2 separate regions of the Homo sapiens genome follow, and region 1 is linked to region 2. A link is an interaction called in ENCODE POLR2A ChIA-PET data of the cell type or tissue named here. Cell type or tissue: B cell. All regions are shown on one strand. Each heading gives the region's core, and the rest is flanking DNA. Links, peaks and the distances in the headings are about the cores only.

The links. ChIA-PET counts read pairs that join two places held together with the same protein. Peaks named below come from ENCODE experiments on the same cell type or tissue, not always from the same donor. Only the 100,000 strongest peaks of a DNase experiment are listed, where the experiment ranks them.
Region 1: POLR2A ChIA-PET joins it to region 2 with 11 read pairs; 9 of 35 experiments call an interaction of 5 or more read pairs at or near these places.

What each region holds. Positions count from the first base shown.
Region 1 is chr20:5,617,602-5,626,229 of GRCh38, reverse strand. No RefSeq gene overlaps it. Among named protein-coding and RNA genes, the nearest start is that of GPCPD1, 11 kb to the right of the region's middle. RefSeq lists an enhancer at 214-715. In B cell, for the core only: no CTCF peak of the experiment used is centred there; no DNase peak of the experiment used is centred there.
Region 2 is chr20:5,670,593-5,679,220 of GRCh38, reverse strand. No RefSeq gene overlaps it. Among named protein-coding and RNA genes, the nearest start is that of GPCPD1, 64 kb to the right of the region's middle. In B cell, for the core only: a CTCF peak has its summit at 4,622; a DNase peak (open chromatin) is centred at 4,700; H3K4me3 peaks cover 295 bases; H3K27ac peaks cover 1,373 bases.

The sequences.
Region 1 (8,628 bases), core at 266-8,265, 53 kb after region 2:
AGTGTCTTGGAGTATGGTGACGTGATCGTGGCTCACTATGGCCTTTTCAGGCCCAAGCAATCCTCCCACCTCAGCCTCCCAAGAAGCTGAGACCACAGGCACAGGCCACTACACTTGGCTAAATTTTTTAGTTTTTGTAGAGACAGGGTCTCGCCATATTGCCCAGGCTGGTCTTGAACTCCTGGGTTTAAGTGATCCTCCCACCTTGGCCTCCCAAAGTGCTGGGATTACAGGCATAAGCCACTGCACCCAACCTGAGGCTGTTTTTCTTTTCTTTTTTTTTTTGAGATGAAGTCTCACTCTTGTCCCCCAGGCTGGAGTGCAATGGCACGATCTCGGCTCACTGCAACCTCGGCCTCTCAGGTTCAAGTGATTCTCCTGCCTCAGCCTCCTGAGTAGCTGGGATTACAGGTGCCTGCCACCACGCCCGGCTACTTTTTGTATTTTTAGTAGAGATGGGGTTTCACCATGTTGGCCAGGCTGGTCTCGAACTGCTGACCTCAGGTGACCCACCCGCCTTGGCCTCCTAAAGAGTTGGGATTACAGGCGTGAGCCACCGCGCCCCGCCACCTGAGGCCATTTTTCTATAGAACCCTTCTGTGGTCAATTCCCTGCCTGGAACTTCTCTCCCCAAACCCAGAAAAATGTTGAAGCCACCATTGCAAAATTATAACTGAGCTGACCTAACCAACTCCATCTTGCTTCTAACTTCCAAGCTGTCCTTGTTCATTCTTGGGCATAGGCTGAACTAACTTTGGGAGAAACTTAGTTTATAGTTTAAAACAAAGACAATAACAGTCCTTTCCCAAAAAAACCCTCCTTCTTGCCTGGGGACTAGACTGCCTTTGTAGGATTAACAAATTAGCCACAAGATTAGAAATCATGGTTTAGGAGTCATGCAGCTGGAGGCTACAAGATGCTGACCCACCCTAAACTGCTCCTAAGATTAGTGCTTGAGATATTTTGCAAACTCTGCCCTTGATGGATCAGCTGGCAACACCCAGAAAGATAACCTGGTTCATCTGACCTTGTGGCCCCACTCAGGAACTGACTCAGTGCAAGAAGACAGCTTCAACTCCCTATAATTTCATCTCTGACATGGCCCATCCACATTCTCGGCTTACCAGCTTCCTCCCACCCACTAAGTTGTCCTTAAAAACTCTGATCCCCTGGCCAGGCGTAGTGGCTCACACCTGTAATCCCAGCACTTTGGGAAGCCGAGGTGGGCAAATCATCTGAGGTCAGGAGTTCAAGACCAGCCTGGCCAACATGGTAAAATCCCATCTCTACTAAAAATACAAAAATTAGCCGGGTCTGGTGGTGTGTGCCTGTAATCCCCGCTAGTTGGGAGGCTGAGGCAGGAGGATTGCTTCAACCTGGGAGGCGGAGGTTGCAGTGAGCCGAGATTGAGCATTGAGCCACTGGATTCCAGCCTGGGCAACAAGCAAGACTCTCTCACAAAAAAAAAAGAAAAACCTCTGATCCCCAAATGCTCGGGAAGACTGATTTGAGTAATAATAAAACTCCAGTCTCCTGTACCAGCTCTGTGTTAATTACTGTCTCTATTGCAATTCCCCTGTCTTGAGAAATCAGCTCTATCTAGATAGCAGGCAAGGTGAACCCACTGGGTGGTTACAAATTCTCTAAAATCAACTAATATTATTGATTGATTGATTGATTGAGACGGAGTCTCACTCCGCCGCCCAGGCTAGAGTGCAATGGCGTGATCTTGGCTCACTGCAACTTTAACCTCCCAGGTTCAAGCGATTCTCCTGTCTCAGCCTCTTGAGTAGCTGGGATTACAGGCACTCACCACCACGCCCGGCTAGTTTTTGTATTTTTAGTAAAGATGGGGTTTCGCCATCTCTACTAAAAGATGAGTATGTTTTACTCATGCCATGAGGTAAAACATACAACTCAATCATATTGGCCAGGCTGGTCTCAAACTCCCGACCTCAAGTGATCCACCTGCCTCGGCCTCCCAAAGTGCTGGGATTACAAGTGTAAGCCACCAGGGCTCAGCCTCAACTAATATTAGAATTTATTAATCCCTATTAATTTTTTTTTTCAGAGATGGTATCTCACTATGTTGCCCAGGCTGATCTCAAACTCTTGGCCTCAAGGGATCCTCCCACCTCAGCCTTGCAAACTGCTGGGATTACAGATATGAGCCACCATGCCCACGCAAATGCTATTTTCCATACCTGGCTGAGTAATAAAGTAACTTAGGAGATAGTTTTCATTTCTGATGGGCATTGGTTGACTGCACACACTATAATTTAGTTTTTTTTTTTTTTTTTTTTTTTTGAGACAGAGTCTTGCTCTGTCACCCAGGCTGGAGTGCAGCGGTGCAGTCTCTGCTGACTTCAACCTCTGCCTCCTCGGTTCAAGCGATTCTTCTGCCTCAGCCTCCCAAGTGGCTGGGATTACAGGTGTGTGCCACCGTGCCTGGCTAGTTTTTGTATTTTTAGTGGGAACCGGGTTTCATCATGTTGCCCAGGCCGATCTTGAACTCCTGACCTCAAGTGATCTGCCCACCTCAGCCTACCAAAGTCCTGGGATTACAGACATGAACCACTGTACCCGGCCCTAATTCAGTTTTCCAGTCATGAGTTATAGGTATAATGTTTGTATTAAATAAGTAAAGACCATTTATTCTGATTTTAAAAAGTACCAGCTAGGGTAATCCCACACCTGTAATCCCAGCACTTTGGGAGGCCAAGGTAGGTGCATTCATTGAGCTCGGGAGTTCAAGATCAGCCTGGGTAATATAGCGAAACCCCATCTCTACAAAAAAATACAAAAATTGGCCAGGCATGGTGGCATGCCCCTGGAGTCCCTGCTACTGGGTGACAGAGCAATACCCCATTTCAAAAAAAAAAAAAAAAGTCTTAGAATGCTAATCATTACTTTCATATTCCCTTGGTATTTTTTTCTTTTCTTTTTTATTTATTTTTATTTTATTTACTCATTTTTTTTTGAGACAGAGTCTCCCTCCTGCCACACAGGCTGGAGTGCAGTGGTGCTATTTTGGTTCAATGCAACCTTACCCTCCTGGGCTCAAGTGTTCCTTCCACCTCAGCTTCCTGAGTAGCTGGGACTACAGGTGCACCCCACCACACCCTGCTAATTTTTGTATTTTTAGTAGAGATGGGGTTTCGCCATGTTGCCCAGGCTGGTCTCAAGCTCCTGGGCTCAAGTGATTGGCCTTCCTCAGCCTTCCAAAGTGCTGGTATTATAGGCATGAACCACCCCACCTAGTCTGTCTTCCTTTTTCTTTAGGAAAATATTTTTATTATTTCATTTTTGATCTCTTAGCCTGTTTATATCTAGTCATATTAATTGATTGTATGATAGCATTGGTTAATTCCAAGTGGTTTGGATGATTTCCACCTTCTCTCCATGCACATTGGGTTTGGATTTAATTTGCTCTTTTAGCAGGAAAATATAGCAAGGGACATAGCCAGGATGCCCAACTATTTTCATGAAAGAGGATAAAGTTCCCTTTACCCAACAGGATTGAGATAATCAGGAGTTTGTTCTTTACCCTGAAATCCAAAGCCTGGAATCCTGGGCCAGGCTGGAAATATGAAATGCATGATTAGGAGAGTGAGTGAGCAACAGGGCATGGTGGGGGCCTGTGCTGGGTTGGGGTATGCATTCCAAAGTCAATACATTTTTTTTTTTTTTTTTGTGACGGAGTCTCGCTCTGTCGCCCAGGCTGGAGTGCAGTGGCGCAATCTTGGCTCGCTGCAAGCTCTGCCTCCCAGGTTCACGCCATTCTCCTGCCTCAGCCTCCCGAGTAGCTGGGACATCAGGCGCCCGCCACCACGCCTGGCTAATTTTTTGTATTTTTAGTAGAGACGGGGTTTCACTGTGTTAGCCAGGATGGTCTCGATCTCCTGACCTCGTGATCCGCCCGCCTCGGCCTCCCAAAGTGCTGGGATTACAGGCGTGAGCCACCACTCCTGGCCCAAAGTCAATACATTTTTAAAAAAAACCTCTCCAGTGGCTAAGCCCAGCATTGTTATATGATTAATAAATAAAATATTGACATCGAGGGTTGACAAACCTAGTACTTTTTCCTGAAATTTTCAGTGCTGTCTGTGAGTATATTTGCACTGTTATGTGCCAGCAACTGTGCACATAACAACTGGTATGATCAATAAGACATAGTCCTCGCCAGGGCCAGGTGCAGTAACTCATGCCTGTAATCCCAGCACTTTGGGAGGCCGAGGCAGGCAGATCACTTGAGGTCAGGAGTTCGAGACCGGCCTGGCCAATATGGAGAAACCTCGTCTCTACTAAAAATACAAAATTAGCCAGGTGTGGTGGTGCATGCCTGTAATCCCAGCTACTCGGGAGGCTGAGGCAGGAGAATTGCTTGAATCTGGAGGTGGAGGTTGTGGTGAGCTGAGATTGTGCCACTGCACTCCAGCATGGGCAACAAGAGCGAAACTCTATCTCAAAAAATAAATGAATAAATAAATAAAATAAAATAAAATAAAAAAGACCTCCTTGCCTTGAAAGCCTGCTTATAGGAAAGCAAAATAGAGATATAACAGATAAAGGCAAGGAAGTGTTAGTCGTCACTCTCGTTTTCATGTTATAAGTAAATAACAAAGGTAGGGTATGAGCCAGCAAGTCAGGAGTAGAACAGAGAGCAAAAGCATGGCCTCTAATCTTCCCCCATCTAAATCATGCACATAATTAATTGGGTGTCATTGCCAAGAACCCCTGTCTTCCTGACTCCAGTCCTAGCTCACTTTGGCTGGCTTCCAGCCTGGAGTTGGCAGCTGGGTTTTTGAGCCTGGTGTGTGGTAACCGCGCTGTTAAAGCTCTTTTGTTCACAGTAAGGATATACCCTGCAAACAGCAGCTCATTCTGTGGACAGTCATCAATATTTTCACTAAAATGATAAAATGATAGCCAGTGAATTGCTGAAACATTTAAGCAGTAGAAAGAATTCCCTTGGGGAATCCATTTTAATGCCGAATGCACAAGACTGAGAGGCATTTGGAAAGATACAAAAAATTAATCATAATAACATTATTTTTCATCATCATAATAAATGGACCAGGGAGGAAACAAAATGGCTCAGTTCAATGTTTTCTGAAGTAACTTTGGCTTCTTAGTTTCATAAGGTTTTTTTTTTTTTTTTTTTTTTGAGATGGAGTTTCACTCTGTCACCCAGGCTGGAGTGCAGTGGCACAATATTGGCTCACCACAACCTCCGCCTCCCGAGTTCAAGCGATTCTCCTGCCTCAGCCTCCCAAGTAGCTGGGACTACAGGTGCCCGCCACCACGCCCGGCTAATTTTTTGTATTTTTAGTAGAGACGGGGTTTCGCTATGTTGGCCAGGCTGGTCTCGAACTCTCGAGCTCAGGCAATCCACCCGCCTCGGCCTCCCAAAGTGCTGAGATTACAGGTGTGAGTCACCATGCCTGGCAGTTTTATAAGGTTTTGATTTCTAAAGAGTCTATATTACACATGCCTTAAAGAGCTGCAATTGGGAGGCTGAGGGAGAAGAATGGCGTGAACCCGGGAGGCAGAGCTTGCATTGAGCCGAGATCACACCACTGCACTCCAGCCTGGGCGACAGAGCGAGACTCTGTCTCAAAAAACAAAAAACAAAAAACAACAACAAAAAAAGGCTGCAATTATGTTACATTGTGTTAAAGGTGGTAATTTTTCTTTAAAGCTTCATTGGGCCGGGGGCGGTGGCTCATGCCTGTAATCCCAGCACTTTGGGGGGCCAAGGCAGGTGGATCACCTGAGGTCACAGGTTCAAAATCAGCCCGGCCAACATGGCGAAATTCCGTCTCTACTGAAAATACAAAATTAGCTGGGCATGGTGGTGCATGCCTGTAATCCCAGCTACTTCAGGGGCTAAGGCAGGAGAATCGCTTGGACCTAGGAGGCAGAGGTTGCAGTGAGCCGAGATCACGCCACTTCACTCCAGCCTGGGTGACAGAGTAAGACTCCATCTCAAAAAAGGTGGGGGAGAAAAAAGCAGTAATATGTTTCTTAATGAAAAAGAAAAGCCGGCCAAGAGTGGTGGCTCACGCCTGTAACCCCAGCACTTTGGGAGGCAGAGGTAGGCGGATCACCTAAGGTCAGGAGTTCGAGGCCAGCCTGACCAACATGGTGAAACCCCACCTCTACTAAAAATACAAAATTTGCCAGGCATGGTGGCACATGCCTGTAATCCCAGCTACTCGGGAGGCTGAGGCACGAGAATCACTTGAACCTGGGAGGCGAATGTTGCAGTGAGCCAAGATTGCGCCATTGCACTCCAGCCTGGGCGACAGAGTGAGGCTTCTTCTCAAAAAGAAAAAAAGGGAAAAAAGAAAAGCCGGGCATGGTGGCTCACGCCTGTAATTCCAACACTTTGGGAGGAAGAGGCGGGTGTATCACTCAGGTCAAGAGTTCGAGACCAGCCTGGCCAACACGGTGAAACCCTGTCTCTACTAAAAATACAAAAATTAGCCAGGCGTGGTGGCAGGTGCCTGTAATCCAAGCTACTCGGGAGGCTGTGGCAGGAGAATCACTTAAACCCAGGAGGTGGAGGTTGCAGTGAGCTGAGATCGCACCACTGCACTCACTCCAGCCTGGGCGACAGAGTGAGACTCCATCTCAAAAAACAAACAAAGAAAAGAAATAAAAAAGAAAAAGATTTTTTCATTTCTTTTCTTTTTTTTTTCTTTGAGGCAGGGTCTGGCCCCCTCACCCACCCTGAAAAAGAAAAAGATTTGAAAAATTAAAAAATGGTAACAGCCTTTCCCAAAACTAAACTGCCTTTGTAAAACTAATGAAAGGCCACAGGTTAGGAGGATGGAAGGGGTTAAAATTTGACTAAGATGCAGATGTATTACAAATCTTTATTCTGGAAATCACAAGATTTGCGACTTCTCCAATTACTCCTGTAATTAACATCACTGTTGTAGAACCTAAGACTAGACTTTTGAGATGGCTTTTGAATTTTTTTTTTTCTTTCTTTTGGAGACAAGGTCTCCCCTCTGTTGCCTGGGTTGTAGTGCAGTGGTGTGATCAGAGCTCACTGTAGCCGCAACCTCTCAGGCTCAAGCAATCCTGCCACCTCAGCCTCCCAGGTAGCTTAAACCACTGGGACATGCCATCAGGTCTGGCTGATTTTTGTATTTTTGTAGGGACAGAGTTTTGCCACATTGCCCAGGCTGGCCTCAAACTTCTGGGCACAAGCAATCCACCTGCTAGGGCCTCCCAAAGTGCTAGGATTACAGGTGTGAGCCACCATGCCTGGCCCTTATTTATTTATTTATTATTTATTTTTGAGACAGAGTCTTGCTCTATCACTCAGGCTGGAGTGCAGCAGTGAAATCTTGGCTCACTGCAACCTCTGCCTCCCAGGTTCATGCAATTTTCCTACCTCAGCCTTCCAAGTAACTAGGATTACAGGCGTAAGCCACCATGGCTGGCTAATTTTTTATTTTTATTTTTTAGAGATGGGGTCTTGCTATGTTGCCCAACTGGTCTCACATTCCTGGTCTCCAGCAATCCTCCCCCGTCAGCCTCCCAAAGCATTAGGATTACAGGCATGAGCTACCACACCAGGCCGTCCTATAGTGTTAAATTCTCATTTCATAAAGGAAGAAATGGGTCAAGGAAGACCTTTTGACCTTACCATGTGAACCTTTCTTGCTCCAGACATTTGGATCTTATGATGGATTCAAGAAGTTGGAAAGCAATATACCCAAAAAACTGCAGCCAATTTAAAATTGGTTTAAAGGCTCATATTTGAGGCACTTAAATTGCTTCAGAAATCAGCAATTCCTTGGTCTTCTCCATATAGAATTAATCTTTATCTTTGTTTTGTTTCTTTTCTTTTCTTTTTTTTTTTTTGAGACAGAGTTTCGCTCTTGTTGCCCAGGCTGGAATGCAATGGCGCCATCTCGGCTCACTGCAACCTCCACCTCCTGGATTCAAGCAATTCTCCTGCCTCAGCCTCCCGAGTAGCTGGGATTACAGGCATGTGCCACCACGCCCTGCTAATTTTGTATTTTTAGTAGAGGCAGGGTTTCTCCATGTTGGCCAGGCTGGTCTCGACCTGCTGACCTCAGGTGATCTGCCCGCCTCGGCCTCCCAAAGTGCTGGGATTACAGGTGTGAGCCACCGCGCCCAGCCTTTAGGATTGATCTTTATCTAAAAGAACAATCAATAGCAAACACTAACAATTTTATCACCTACATGAAGCCTAGGTAGTGCATACTATAGTTTGGGAAACTGCCGCATGGACTCAAGCCAAGGGAGTAAAAGGCATGGAAAGTTTCTTTGAGTAGCAGGGCCACCAATGAGGTGCATAAAACACATAAAATTGATAGTGTTTGAGTCTGGTAAAAGATTCTCACAGTAGATCAGTTGTGGAATATCTGAGGAGAATAGTCAAAATATTTTCATGAATTGGCCAAGAGATAAGTATATGTGATTACTCTTTTATCCAACTCATAAAGAATATTTCTGGGAGAAGAATCAGTGCAAAATGAAGCTGATAATAGCTGAAACTGCCAAGGTAAGCTGTGCTATTACCCAAACATTGCTGGAAGAATCAATACTTTGTAACAAAATATAGACTTGCAAAATTGGACTCAT
Region 2 (8,628 bases), core at 127-8,126:
CTGTAAGTCTGAAATTATGTTTCCTCCCCAGAGGCACACTCTCATAAGCATTTTACATGTTTTTAAATTTTAAACAAACACAAACCTGCTAACACCTGCTGTTTCATATCTTGTATTTTTCATGTGGGAAAAAAAAAAGATCTTGGAGCTCATTCCATAAGTGACTTGCATTTCAACAGGATTCTTCAAAAGTGACAAGAAAACATAGGAAACCAACATCATTTTGAATCGCTTTCTCATGGAGCTGATTGGCAAGCATTCCTTCATGAAATCGCTCAGCATGTAATCTGGCATTCATGAGCTGTATGTATGGAAAACTCAAGGAGTCTGAGGTGTGAGCAATCAACTGAAGGCACATTTTGTAATGGCCATTGATTCTGTGAACATTAGCAGCATTAATACCTGCTTTGTGATAATAGAAGGTTTGTCATGATTTCAGTGTCACCATTGGAGATTATGAGGTATAGAAAAGTATAGAGCAGGGAAATGCAAATTAAAATAACCATGAGACACAATTTCAGAGCCATTAGATTGGCAACTTTTTCAATCCTGATAACACTAACTGTGGTGAGGGTGGAGAATCAGAAACGGGCTTTTATACTCAGTCTGTGGGAGTGAAAAATTGGAATAATTACAATAGAGAACAATTTTGCAGTACTTAGTAAAGTTGATATGTACATAATTTCAATTCAACAAATATATTTTTTTTTAAGCAGGTTTTTTTGTTGTTCTTTTTGAGACAGAGTCTTGCTCTGTTGCCTAGGCTGGGGTGCAGTGGTGCGATCTCAGCTCACTGCAACCTCTGCCTCCTGGGTTCAAGTGATTCTCATGTCTCAGCCTCCTGAGTAGCTGGACTTACAGGTGTGTACCACCATGCCCAAATAATTTTTTGTATTTTCAGGAGAGACGGGGTTTCGCTATGTTGGCCAGGCTGGTCTCAAACTCCTGACCTCAAGTGATCTGCCCACCTTGACCTTCGAAAGTGTTGGGATTGCATGCATGAGCCACCACACGCAGCCAAATTTACTTCTGTATAAATACCCAAGCAAGTTTCTTGAGCTTATGGGTCAGGCCGTGTGTACCTAAGCCTGTTCATTGCAACATTTCTCGGGATAGCAAAACAATGGAATACTACAGAGTAGTTAAAATAAATGCAGGAATTAGGCCAGGCACGGTGGCTCACGCCTATAATCCTAGCACTTTGAGAGGCCAAGACAGGTGGATCACTTGAGGTCAGGAGTTAGAGACCATCCTGGCCAACATGGTGAAACCCCATCTCTACTAAACAGAAAAAAATTAGCTGGGTGTGGTGGCGCATGCCTGTAATCCCAGCTACTTGGTAGCTGAGGCGGGAGAATCGCTTGAACCCAGGAGGTGGAGGTTGCAGTGAGCCGAGATCGCGCTACTGCACTCCAGTCTGGGCAATAAGAGTGAGATTCTGTCTCGAGAAAAACAAACAAAAACCATGTAAAAGCGTGATATCGTTTAAGAGAATTTGTAAAACACACAAATAATGCTTTGTGTTGTTTGTGGACACATATTCTCCAGCTGTCACATCCTCTTCCTGGCCTTCTCTACCTACTTCTGGCCCTGGGAAGCTTTACAGACCTTATCAGAGAACTCTTTTCTCTGTCTTTGGTTGGGTTCATCCAATGGGAAGCACCAGTAGGAGTCAGAGGGGAGGAGAAGAGACAGGCAGGGGGAATTAACTCTCTTCCTCTCCTTGCCTACTCCCTCTTTGCCAGGGGTTTGCAGAGGCTGCATTTGTTCACTGAAGACCACAAGTACTGTCGGTAACCCTCTGCTACAGTGGCAAGTCTTTCTGAGTTCTGTAGCAGGGGACCTCCAGTTGCTACCCCCAAGATGCTTCACCATCCCTTTCTGGGGTCCCTTATTGCAGCCTCTACATTTGCAAAGAGAACTTTTATGAAATTGTCTTCCATGACCCCGTTTGCACATGCTTGTCAAGGCCCTGAATGATGCACGTATTTATGTGGGGAGATTTAAAACTATGCTCATTAGTTGGCTGGGTATGGTGGCTCACGTCTATAATCCCAGCACTTTGGGAGGCTGAGATGGGAGGATTGCTTGAGGCCAGGAGTTCAAGACCAGACTGTTCAACATAGCAAGACCTCGTCCCTATTATTTAAATAAAAAGAAAAAGAAAAAAAGAAGAAAATAAAACTATGCTCACTAATGATCTCTCTCAGTTCAGGAAGCTGGTTACCTCTGCAAAAGGAAGTACAAGAAAGGATTGGGACAGGGTGGAAGGAGTTAGCTGTAGTTGCATAGTTTTTTTTTAAATTTAATCTAATTGATTTATTTCTTTGACACCGAGTCTAGCTCTGTTGCCCAGGCTGGAGTGCAGTGGTGAGATCTCGGCTCACCGCAACCTCCACCTCCTGGGTTCCAGCAATTCTTCTGCCTCAGCCTCCCGAGTAGCTGGGATTACAGGCATGTGCCACCACGCCTGGATAATTTTTGTATTTTTAGTAGAGTCAGGGTTTCACCATGTTGGCCAGACTGGTTTCAAACTCTTGATCTCAGGCTATCCACCCGCCTCAGCTTCCCAAAGTGCTGGGATTATAGGCGTGAGCCTCCGTGCCCAGCCAGTTTTATTTTTTTTAATAAACTTTTTTTAAAAAATCACACCAGAATCTATTGTGTAAAAATGTTCAAATCCATTAAATCTGAGTGGTTAATCCATGGGTATCATATCATAATGATTATTATTTTTGTTTTGATTGCATTTTTTTTTCTTTTTTGAAACAGAGTCTCCTTCTGTCGCCCAGGCCGGAGTGCAGTGGCACAATCTCAGCTTCCTCCAACCTCTGCCTCCCAGGTTCAAGCGATTCTCCTGCCTCAGCCTCCCAAGTAGCTGAGATTACAGGCAGGCACCACCATGCCCAGTGTACTTTTTGTGTTGTTAGTAGAGATGGGGTTTCACCATGTTGGCCAGGCTGGTCTCAAACTCCCAACCTCAGGTGATCCACCTGCCTCGGCCTCCAAAAGTGCTAGGATTACAGGCATAAGCCACTGCGCCTGGCCTTAAAATATTTTAAAAAATATTCTCCTTGCATAATGAGGTTTAAAAAAATGAAGCGTTTCCTAATTCAGAATGATACAAGGGTGTCACCTGAGGCCCAAGATGGATTGCATGCGTTGGAAAGTTCTCCCTCACCTGGGACGCCCCAGATCCTTTCTTCACCAGCACCTTCTTCAGAGACACAAGAGAGGCTGAGCATGGTGGCTGACACCTATAATCCCTACATATTAGAACGCTGAGGTGGGAGAATCACTTGAAGCCAGGAGTTTGAGAGCAGCCTGGGCAACATAGCAAGACCCTATCTCTACAAAAAAAATTTTTTTTAATTAGCCCAGCATGGTGGCATGTATGTAGTCCTAGAAACTCAGGAGGCTGAGGCAGGAGGATTGCTTAAACCCAGGAGGTCAAGGCTGCAGTGAGGCAAGACTGCACACTGCACACTCCAACCCGGGCAACAAGATAACTTCTATACACGTAGATGAGGCAGTTCCGCCTCTTTGCCTAAAGATTGTGGGAAGTGTGCAACTGCAATGATAAAAAGGACACTCTATGTGACAGCAAGATAAAATTGGCTCTCAGTCAACTGTGAAAGGCATTGCATGGGTGACAGATGAGTGTTATTAACAGAACAGATTATTTGCTTCTTTCTATTTCTGCAAATTATTCTTGTTAACTACAATCTAAACTCGTCTGTTTCCATGTTGTTGAGGAAGTTCTCTGTGTAGCCAAAATAGACACAAAACACTGTTGAAAATTGCACAATTGCTCAAATTCCTTGAGTAAAACATTTGGTACTCTTGAAATCTTCAAACTAGAGTCAAAGCCTATATTGCCTTGCCCAAGGTAACTGGTGTATGCATATGTGTGTGTGTGTGTGTGTGTGTGTGTGCGCGCGTGCGCATGCAAGTGCCTGCATGCAGCAAACAAGTTACATTTATTTCTGTAAAAAAGTAAATAATACTGAAGTGTAGAGTTGATATGACAGCTTTCCTACCCCAGCCTTATCCCAGTCCTTTCCTTTATCAGAAATAAACACCGCTATTAATGAGACATGTTTTCTACTGGGCCATTTTCTATGCATATATAGGCATACCCACATATATTACCTTTAGTATTAAGGCTTTGATATCATGTTTGGTGTTCTACAACTTGCTTTTCTCTAATATGCAAAAGTTTGTATTTTTATTGATAAATTACTGTGAGACACACACAGTTCAAAATGTTGTGTATGGCCAGGCAAAGTGGCTAATACCTCTAATCCCAGCACTTTGGGATGCTGAGGCGGGTGGATCACTTGAGCCCAGGAGTTCGAGACTACCCTGGGCAACATAGCAAGATCCCATCTCTACAAAAAAATAAAAATTAGCCAAGCACAGTGGTGCACTCCTGTATTCCCAGCTACAGTCCCAGGAGGCTGAGGTAGGAGGATCATTTGAACCTGGGAGGTCAAGGCTGCAATGAGCCATGATAATGCCACTGCACTCTACTCTAGATGATAGAGCAAGTCCCTGTCTCAAAAAAAAAAAAAAAAAAAAAACACAGTGCATGTATTGCCCCATTTAATTCTCATTAACAGCCCTAGGAGGCACATAATACTATCTTTCCGATTTTACAAATGGGGAAGTGGAAACTTAGAGCGCTTTAGGCGGCTTCTCCAAGGTCTGACAGACAGGAAGTTTCAGAAACATGATTTGAATCCAGACAGGCCCTCAGTGGTTACCCCTGAGCTATGTTGCTCTATCTTGCCATGTCACCACATATAGGTCTTTCTAATTGTTTTAGGTGCTGTGTGGTTTTTCAATAGAACAGACCAATCATAGTTTACATAACCATTCTTCCATGCTAGACATTTGTGTTGTTTCCAGTGCTTTATGACTCATGCCTCTTCTTGTACACACCTCTTCATGCACATGGGCAAATATTTCTCTGGAATAGATACCTGAAATTGGAACCACTGTGTCATAGGGCATGCATACCTAAAGTATTGACATATACCACTAAGTTCTTTTCAGAAAGGGCTCTGCCAATTTTCAGTTCCACCAACAGTAGGTATACACATAGATGGTTGGTATTATTAGCGAGAATAACCATCCTCACAAACTCTGATTGCTAGTGATTTTTAAGGTATTTTCTAAAGTGATAAGCAAAAAAAATTTTTTTGGCAAAAAATATTTTATTAATGGTTGTGACCTCTATTTCCTTCGTTTTTAATGAGATTAAAATCTTTTCATATATTTATTGGACTTTTTTCTTCAACTTCTGTAAATTGCTGTTATCTTTTGTTCAATTTTCTATTGATTGTTTTTATTTTTCTTATTGACTTGTTTTATATATATGTATACACACACACACACACACGTATATGTATATAATGATTAAAATTCTTTTCCTGGCCAAGCATGGTGGCTCATGCCTGTAATCCTAGCACTTTGGGAGGTCAAGGTGGGCAGATTGCTGTAGCCCAGAAGTTTGAGCCTGGGCAACATAGCGAAAATCTGTCTCTACAAAAAATACAAATAATTAGTTGGGTGCGGTGGTGCGTGCACCTGTAGTCCCCGATACTTGGGGGGCTGAGGTTAGAGGATCACTTGAACCCAGGAGGTCAAGGCTGCAGTGAGCTGAGATAATAGCACTGCATTGCAGCCTGGGTGACAAAGTGAGACCCTGTCTCAAAATAAATAAATAAATAAAAATGTTTTCAGAAAAATAAAACTCTTTTTCTGCTCTGCACATTGTAAATACTTTTTCTCAGTTCATCTGCTGTTAAGTTCACTTTTGGTGTCTTTGACTCAAGAAATGTTTAATTCTCATGAAAACAAATTCAATGGTCTTTTTGGGGGGAGTTCAGGGGTTAAGTCTCACTCCCCACTTTTAGAAAAACCTTTGTTCCTTACAACAAAAGTAAATATATAATACATGTTTATTGTAGACAATATAGGCACTACAGATAAATGAAAAGTAAAAGTAAAAATCAAGTATAAACCTATCCCTCAGTTACAAAGATTATTAATATTTTGGGTATTTCCTACTAGTACTTTAAACATAAGAACAGATATAATTCAATATTATGTATATTTAAAAACAGATATGGCCGGGTGCGGTGGCTCACGCCTGTAATCCCAGCACTTTGGGAGGCCGAAGCGGGCGGATCACGAGGTCAGGAGATCGAGATCATCCTGGCTAACACAGGTGAAACCCCGTCTCTACTAAAAATATAAAAAATTAGCCGGGCGTAGTGGTGGGCGCCTGTAGTCCCCACTACTCTGGAGGCTGAGGCAGGAGAATGGCGGGAACCCGGGAGGCGGAGCTTGCAGTGAGCGGAGGTCGCGGCACTGCGCTCCAGCCTGGGTGACAGAGTTAGACTCCCTCTCAAAATAAAATAAAATAAAATATAAAATAAAATAAAATAAAATAATAAAATAAAATAATAAAATAAAATAATAAATAAAATAAAATAAAATAAAATAAAATAAAATAAAATAAAATAAAATAAAATAAAAACAGATCTGATATGATTAGGCTTTGTGTTCTCACCCAAATCTCATCTTGACTTGTAATCCCCAGGCGTTAACGGAGAGACCTGGTAGGAGGTGATTGGATTATGGGGGCAGTTCCCCCGTGCTGTTTTCATGATAGTGAGTTCTCATGCGATCTGACGGTTTTAAAGAGTAGTTTTTCCTGTGCTTACACGTGCTCTCTCCCTCTCCCCACACCCCCGGCCTCACCTGCTGCCACGTAAGACGGCTTGTTTCCCCTTCTGCCATGATTGTAAGTTTCCTGAGGCCTCCCCAGTCATGTGGAACCGTGGGTCAGTTACACCTCTTTCCCTTATAAATTACCCAGTCTAGGGAAGTTCTTTATAGCAGCATGAGAACAGACTAATATAAGATCACTTTTTTATATTTATTTTTTATTTATTTATTTATTTGAGACGGAGTTTTGCTCTTGTTGCCCAGGCTGGAGTGCAATGGCACAATCTCGGCTCACCGCAACCTCCACTTCCTGGGTTCAAGCGATTCTTCTGCCTCAGCCTCCCCAGTAGCTGGGATTACAGGTGTGCACCACCATGTCTGGCTAATTTTGTATTTTTAGTAGAGACAGAGTTTCACCATGTTGGTCAGGCGGGTCTCGAACTCCTAACCTCAGATAATCCACCTGCCTTGGCCTCCCAAAGTGCTGGGATTACAGGAGTGAGCCACCCTGCCTGGTCCAAGGTAACTTTTTTTAAAAAAAGGATTCTGATGCAGGCCGGGCGCGGTGGCTCACGCCTTGTAATCCCAGCACTTTGGGAGGCCGAGGTGGGTGGATCACAAGGTCAGGGGATCGAGACCATCCTGGCTAACACGGTGAAACCCCATCTCTACTAAAAATACAAAAAATTAGACGGGCGTGGTGGCAGGTGCCTGTAGTCCTAGCTACTCGGGAGGTTGAGGCAGGAGAATGGTGTGAACCCGGGAGGCAGAGCTTGCAGTGAGCCGAGATTGTGCCACTGCACTCCAGCCTGGGTGACACAGCAAGACTCCGTCTCAAAAGAAAAAAAAAAGATTCTGATGCAACTTTTAACGTCTGCTGACTATTTTAAGACACTCAAGAGTGTGGGGTAATTGTTATACACCAAGGAAAGCACTGGGTTCTTACCAATCTGGAGCAGGGCATGGTGGCTCACGCCTGTAATCCCAGCACTTTGAGAGGCCAAGGCAGGCAGATCACCTGAGGTCAGGAGTTTGAGACCAGCCTGGCCCACATGGCGAAACCCCGTCTCTAAAATACGAAAATTAGCCAGGCATGGTGGTATACGCTTGTAATTCCAGCTACTCAGGAGGCTGAGGGGGGAGAATCTCTTGGACCCAGGAGGTGGAGGTTGCAGTGAGCTGAGATCGCACCACTGCACTCCAGCCTGGGTGACAGAGCAAGACTTTTTCTCAAAACAACACCACCACCACCACCACCATCTGGGCTGGAGAAATGTAAAGGGGACATATCCAAGCAGTTGGTGGAATCTCTCTCTTCTGTTTCATGGTGAGGCAGGGATTCCCAGAAGAGCATGAGCCCTGTTTGTCTGGATGCCTCTGCTCCCATCAGGGCCCTCTACAGACAGACAGCTCTGGTCACCCTTGTGTTGTAAACAGATCGCCAAGGCCCCTGGTCTCCAGCGCTCCCTCCCTCCTTCACAGGCCCCACCTCAGCATTTAAACTTCTTCTGGAACTTTTGCCTGAGCCCCAGATTCTCATGGGTCTCATTTGCTGTCTTGCTGCAGACACTGAAGGAGCTGAGCACAAACTTTCCATTATTTTCTTTTTCTTTTTTTTTTTTTTTTTGAGATGGAGTCTCGCTCGGTTGCCCAGGCTGGAGTGCGGTGGCGCGATCTCGGCTCACTGCAAGCTCCACCTTCTGGGTTCATGCCATTCTCCTGCCTCAGCCTCCCAAGCAGCTGGGACTACAGGTGCCTGCCACCACGCCTGGCTAATTTTTTTGTATTTTTAGTAGAGACGGGGTTTCACTGTGTTAGCCAGGATGGTCTCGATCTCCTGACCTCGTGATCCACCCGCCTCGGCCTCCCAAAGTGCTGGGATTACAGGCA